Linked DNA regions of Mus musculus: region 1 is linked to region 2. The links are chromatin loops, found by intact Hi-C in ENCODE. Cell type or tissue: gastrocnemius. All regions are shown on one strand. Each heading gives the region's core, and the rest is flanking DNA. Links, peaks and the distances in the headings are about the cores only.

The links. Hi-C counts contacts between places; a loop is a spot of excess contacts. Peaks named below come from ENCODE experiments on the same cell type or tissue, not always from the same donor. Only the 100,000 strongest peaks of a DNase experiment are listed, where the experiment ranks them.
Region 1: a loop joins it to region 2, with 5 times the contacts of the local background. A loop is called at or near these places in 9 of 42 quality-filtered maps.

What each region holds. Positions count from the first base shown.
Region 1 is chr17:71,730,170-71,733,077 of GRCm38, forward strand. No RefSeq gene overlaps it. Among named protein-coding and RNA genes, the nearest start is that of Pcare, 21 kb to the right of the region's middle. In gastrocnemius, for the core only: a CTCF peak has its summit at 1,306 (motif pointing left); a DNase peak (open chromatin) is centred at 606; H3K27ac peaks cover 1,316 bases.
Region 2 is chr17:71,781,817-71,784,724 of GRCm38, forward strand. Clip4 (CAP-GLY domain containing linker protein family, member 4) reads left to right here and starts at 131. Exons shown (of 16, transcript NM_030179.3): 1 at 131-253. It overlaps Gm30140 (a long non-coding RNA gene), which reads right to left and starts at 866. Exons shown (of 4, transcript XR_001782175.2): 1 at 1-866. In gastrocnemius, for the core only: a CTCF peak has its summit at 1,201; DNase peaks (open chromatin) are centred at 746, 1,160 and 1,711; H3K4me3 peaks cover 2,371 bases; H3K27ac peaks cover 2,499 bases.

The sequences.
Region 1 (2,908 bases), core at 124-2,623, 52 kb before region 2:
CTTGTCACAAAGCAGGACCTGACAACTGCATCACTAAATGCCTTAGCTAGAGGTTGCCCATCTGGCTTGCTCTGACAAACACTAGATGGTGTTTCATGTTTAGGACATCGTGGATAGGGACGTGTGGCAGAGTCTGCATGCTGTACAAAACTTGGGTGTCACATGGCTATATGAAATGGCACAGGCTGTGATAGATGGGCTGACTCATGGGAATACTGGGCTCAGTGCAGGCCAGGTTGTGAGAAAGAAGAGAAAAGTGTTGGTTTCTAAGGAAAAGCCAGGGAGAAGGGTCCTGACTATGAGAGGACAGTCTGGACATCCTTGTGGTAGCCTTGGTTTGCCTTGACCAGTAACAGGTTGGCGATGATATAACTGGGATTTAAGAGCTCAGGCCACTGGTTTGAGCACACAGCCAGGCAGCTCTGATGTGGTGAAGGCTGAAGGGGTGACATTTCACCGTTGGCCATGGACTCAGACATGGCACCATAGAGGGGCAGATACAGATGGCAAAGTCCTGAAGCTCAGCAGATTTTCTGGCAGGGTCTGCCCCACCAGAGGAATCCCCCTGCACCATCTATCATCGGCCTCTGGATCTGATGTGAGTTGTGTGCTCTAAGTCTGGGAAGCTCTGTGCCAGGTGGATGCTGGCCAGCCCCTCCCATGCTGAGTGGGTGATGGGAAGTCAGGTTGGGGCTTGGCTTTTAATAGCCGGCTTAAGTGTGACTTTGGGTCATTCCAGAGCCAGTGTGAGTGGCTCTTCACCTGATGGTGACCTCAGCAGGTCTTCCCAGAAGCCATCTGAGTCTGGGCCAGGAAAAATACTTGCAAAGGGAGTTGTGCAAATACACTCAAAGAGGCTGATTGTAAATCTTTCTAAAGATTTATACAATGTAATTAACTGAGTTTGCTTATTGTCTGAGCATGCTTCCCCCCCTCCAGTGTGTGTGTGTGTGTGTGTGTGTGTGTGTGTGTGTGTGCAGGGAATCTGTATTTTCTGCTTGTCATGACCCAAGGAGAGATGAGACTATTCCAAGATTCTTTGGAATTATAATCACCCAGGGAAGTAGAGGCTGACAGATTTTTTGAAGGCAGAAATGAAAGTTAGCAGAGTTGAGAGGATGGCTCAGTGGTTAAAGCTAGGCCAGTGCTTGTGGATATGTAGTTGCTGTATAATTTCAGCCTCAGAAGGCAATGGGGGTGGGTGGGCAGGGGCTGGCGCGATGGCTCAACGGGTAAGAGCACTGATTGCTCTTCTGAAGGTCCTGAGTTCAAATCCTAGCAACCACATGGTGGCTCACAACCATTTGTAATGGGATCTGATGCCCTCTTCTGGTGTGTCTGAAGACAGCTACAGTATACTTACGTATAATAATAAATAAATCTTTGTGCCAGAGCTTAGGGGACGACCGGTGCCAATTGGAGTGACCATAAGTCCTACAAATTCAATTCCCAACAACCATGTTAAGGCTCACAACCATCTGTTTAGCTACAGTGTACCCGTATACATAAAATAAATAAATCTTAAAGAAGAAGAAGAAGGAGAAGGAGAAGGAGGAGGAGGAGGAGGAGGAGGAGGAGGAGGAGGAGGAGGAGGAGAAGAAGAAGAAGAAGAAGAAGAAGAAGAAGAAGAAGAAGAAGAAGAAGAAGAAGAAGAAGAAGAGGAAGAAGAGGAGGAAGAAGAAGAAGGCGGCAAAGGGGATCTTCAGAGAAAACTGGTTAGCCGACTAGTCATGCTGGCAAGCTCTGGGGTGATTGAAAACCTCTGCTTTATTGAATAAGATAGGGAGCCTTACACACACATACACACAAACACACACACACACACACACACACACACACACACACACACACACACACGATGGGGAGAGAGGGGAGAGAGAGAGAGAGAGAGCGAGAGAGAGAGAGAGAGAGAGAGAGGGAGAGAGAGAGAGAGAGAGAGAGAGAAACTCCAGGTCCTGATAGATCCCAGAGATGGTGGTGGCTTGGAAACTGGGCTCATCCCATCCCATTCTTTGGTTGTCTGTGAGCCAGAAACTCCATGTCTAGGATTTTCTGGCTTACTGTATCCATTTGACAAGCTAAAGTAATCTGAGGGGAGGGAACCTCAATTTAGAAAATGCTTCCATATGATAGGCTGTAGGCAAGTCTGTAGGGCATTTTCTTAATAAGTGATTGATGGGGCGGTGGGTACCCATTACAGGTGGGACCATCCCTGAGCTAGTGGTCCTGGGTTCTATAAGAAGGCAGGTTGAGCAAGCCACAGGAGCAAGCCGCCCACCCACCCCCATAGCCTCTGTGTCAGCTCCTGCCTCCAGGTTCCTGCCCTGCTTGAGGTCTGTCCTGACTTCCTTCAGTGATCAATAGTGATGTGGAAACACAAGCCAAACAACCCTTTTCCTCCTCAAGTTGCTTCCCTCCTGGTGTTTCATAACAGCAACAGTAACCCTACCAGACACAGGAGAGATGCTCCTGGCGCAAACGTCTACCAGAATCCCACACTACTCCTTCCATTTCTGTGACAGAAGCACCTGAAGGATTTATTCGGACCATGGTTTGAGGGAGGCATGGGGGCAGGAGAGTGAGGCAGTTGGCCACATTTTATCTTCTGTCTGGCAAAGAAGCAGACAGAATAATGCTGGTGTTCAGTTTGCTTGCTCCTTTTTTTATTCTCAGCCCATGGGTTGGTACTGCAGTGGTTTGGATGAGAATGGCTCCCATTGGCTGATATATTTGAATACTTGCTCTCCAGTTGGTGGAACTGTTTGGAATGATTGGAAGGCGTGACCTTGTTGGAGGAGGCATGCCCCTGGACTGGGCTTTGAAGTTTCAAAAGTCATGCGATTCTCTCTCTCTCTCTCTCTCTCTCTCTCTCTCTCTCTGTGTGTGTGTGTGTGTGTGTGTGTGTGTG
Region 2 (2,908 bases), core at 210-2,709:
TCAACAAGTTAGTTACCACACGATAGGGAAGAAACACCAACAGGGTTACAGTTTGTGAGGCCTCGAAGAGCTTGGCTGTGACATCCTTAACTCAAGTTTACAAACTTGTCAGTCACATTTAGCTCTCCCTATTAAAGACCAACACCTTTCTGCAGCATGGGGAAGAACTAGAAATGCCAGCGCCCACATCTGCTAGGGTTTCAATGTCACTTCTTTCTGGTTATGAGAAGATGGAAGAGATGAGAAGTATGAGGTAGGTGAGGAGGGAGCAGAAAACTAAGGAATGTGTAAGTGTGCCCTGTGACTATTCATTTCTTCCCTTTGGCTGGCACACTTCCTTTGTAATTGCTCAGTTGGGTATTGAGAGGGGTTTTCACAGCAGGACCTGGAAACAGATAATTGACTGACGGATCTTACCCTAGGCCATACATGGCCTCCCTATGCATGGGTGAGATGTGGTCTCTGCCTACCAGATGCTGTAGGTGGGAACTCTTCCAGCCCAGGATGCTAGAAAGCAAGGGGGGTGGCAAATAGGGCCAACTAAGACCATGCAAGAGGAGGGTGTGCCTGCTGCAGCCCCAAATCACCATCCTGGCCAGCCAAGGTTCCTTTTAGAGCCTGGTTGTGCCTCTCTGGACAGATCCCCATTTGTGCATGGCACCGCAGGGGCTCTGGGAAAGGCCACTGGACTGTGAGTTTGGGCACAGCAGGTGCAGCCGCCGCCAGACCTTCCTCCTGTTGGGGGCACAGGGGGCGCAAGCAGGAGGCGAGCGAGCGCAGGCGCGTGCGCCGGGCCCAGGGCCGAGGCCTGCGCGCAGCCCAGGCGGCTGCACTGCGCGCGCGCCGACCCGCGTGGGGGGCCCGGTTCCGGCGCGCGCGGCGTGGAAGGCGGCGGGTTGCTGCTGCCCGGCTGGAGGCTCGGCGGCAGCCACGGGACCCCTGCGGGAGGGCGGGAGCGCGCCCGCCCGCCCCTGCGCCTGGCCTCTGCGCCCCGCGTCCGCAGCCGGCGCTCCTCGGGGACCCGGAGCAGGCAGGTGGCGGGACGCTGGGGGGCGGCGGGACCCGGAGGCCGGGAGGGCCGGCCGCTAGGCGGTTGGCGGTGCGGGCCCCACCGAGCTGCCCGGAGGCCTCCCAGGACGCGGCCCGGCGGGCGGAGAAGTGGGTGCTTGTGTCGCTTGCTCTCCGGCTGAGATGGGTGCCCGGCTGAGGCCCGCGCTCCCCGGAACCCCGGAGTATCTCCCACGCGTGGGGCTGCGCACCCTGGTGGGTTCTCATAAGCTTGGCTCATCATGTTCTCATTCGCATCCTCCTCCGACTTAGATCATTAAGAAACCCGTGGCCATGCGTGTTCCAAACTGAACTGGCTTCGCCTCGCCTTGCTGCTCTGAGATTCCTTCATACTAATTCGCCTTGAGAAGTTGCAGGAGGGTGGGAGCCCAGTGAGACCTGTCCCGTGCTTGCGGAACCGCAAGGATTAGATGAACTGGTTCTTAGTTACAGCTGTGAGGTGGGACAGTAACTTGGTGACTGTACCAGGCTGCACTGTGGGTAGGTACATCGTACCTTAGCATAGCGTAAAAACAGTGCCTTTGAAATTCTTCTGAAGCGTGTTCCTCAGTGGAGACCTTCATCAAATACTTGGTTGCAGTCGACTCTTGCTTTGACCTTTGTCAGTGAGTCTGCGGCACAGTTTAAGTTGACTGTGGGGCAGCAGAGCGGGTGGCGTAGGACGCAGAGACTGGAAGGAGAGCAGAGACTTGGAAATGGCCGGATTCCAGCTTTCTACATTTTGCCGATGCAAATCTATCCTGGTTTCATTTGAACATAAATATGATGCATTTGGGGGGGGGGGGTAACACTTTCATTTGTTAACCATTATTTAGGCTCAAAGATTGACTCTTGACACAACCAAAGTGTTTATATCTGTTTTGTAGCTTTAGGACACTGCATTGTTCCTTGGACTTCTTTCCACTCGCCTGTTTCTCAGATACAATCCCAACAACAAGGCCTTTTAAAAAAGCGATGATTATAGTGGTATCAGTTTGCTTATAACAGTTGAAGGTTTGAAATACGTATTAGTGAGCTTGAGCTGACAGAATCAACTTCTGTCTCTAGCTAAAACCCTTTAAGCATCTGGCTGCTTTTAGTCTGACCGTCCTCTTAATTATTTATAATTATGCTGCTGCAAGCTTGCTTGGCACATCAGACTTTCTCATTTCAGGCATCTGAAAGTTGTTTGTTCTCTGAAGAGTGAGCTAGACTGCTTTCCTTCAGTGCTGGTCAGGGGAATGTCCGTAGATGAAATGTCTTTCTGGTTAGCCACGTGCAAACTGACCCTCTGAACATTCAGATAGAGCTAAAGCAGGGTCTATCATACAGTCCCAGGTAAATAAAATAGGTATACAAATCAAACATTTATTGACAAGAAGTCATATATTTATCTTGAAACAAAGATATACATATGATTTTGCTATTTAAAGATGAAAACAAATTTGCATGCTGAAGAGGATTTGGTTGTCAATTTTATATGTAAGTTGGACGGACCCTTGGTACTACAGGGTATGGAACATCTTCAGCATTTTATAAAACTGATGTATAGTGCTGACAGTGCTGTTTTATATGAATATAAATGGAAAATATTATAAATATACACAAATAAATACATGTATAATTAGGACCCTTTCAGAAGTTGTTGGAAATTCTGTCTGAATCTAAAACCAGAATTAATTTATGAGTTTTAAAAAAAATTATTTTTAATTTATATGCATGAGTGTTTTGCTTGCATGTATGAACGTGCCTGGTGCTTACAGAGTTCAGAAGAGGGTGTTGGGTCCTTTGGAACTGGAATTGCCATGTAGGTGGTGGGAACCCAACCTGGTAGGCGGTGCTCCTAACTGCTGAGCCATCT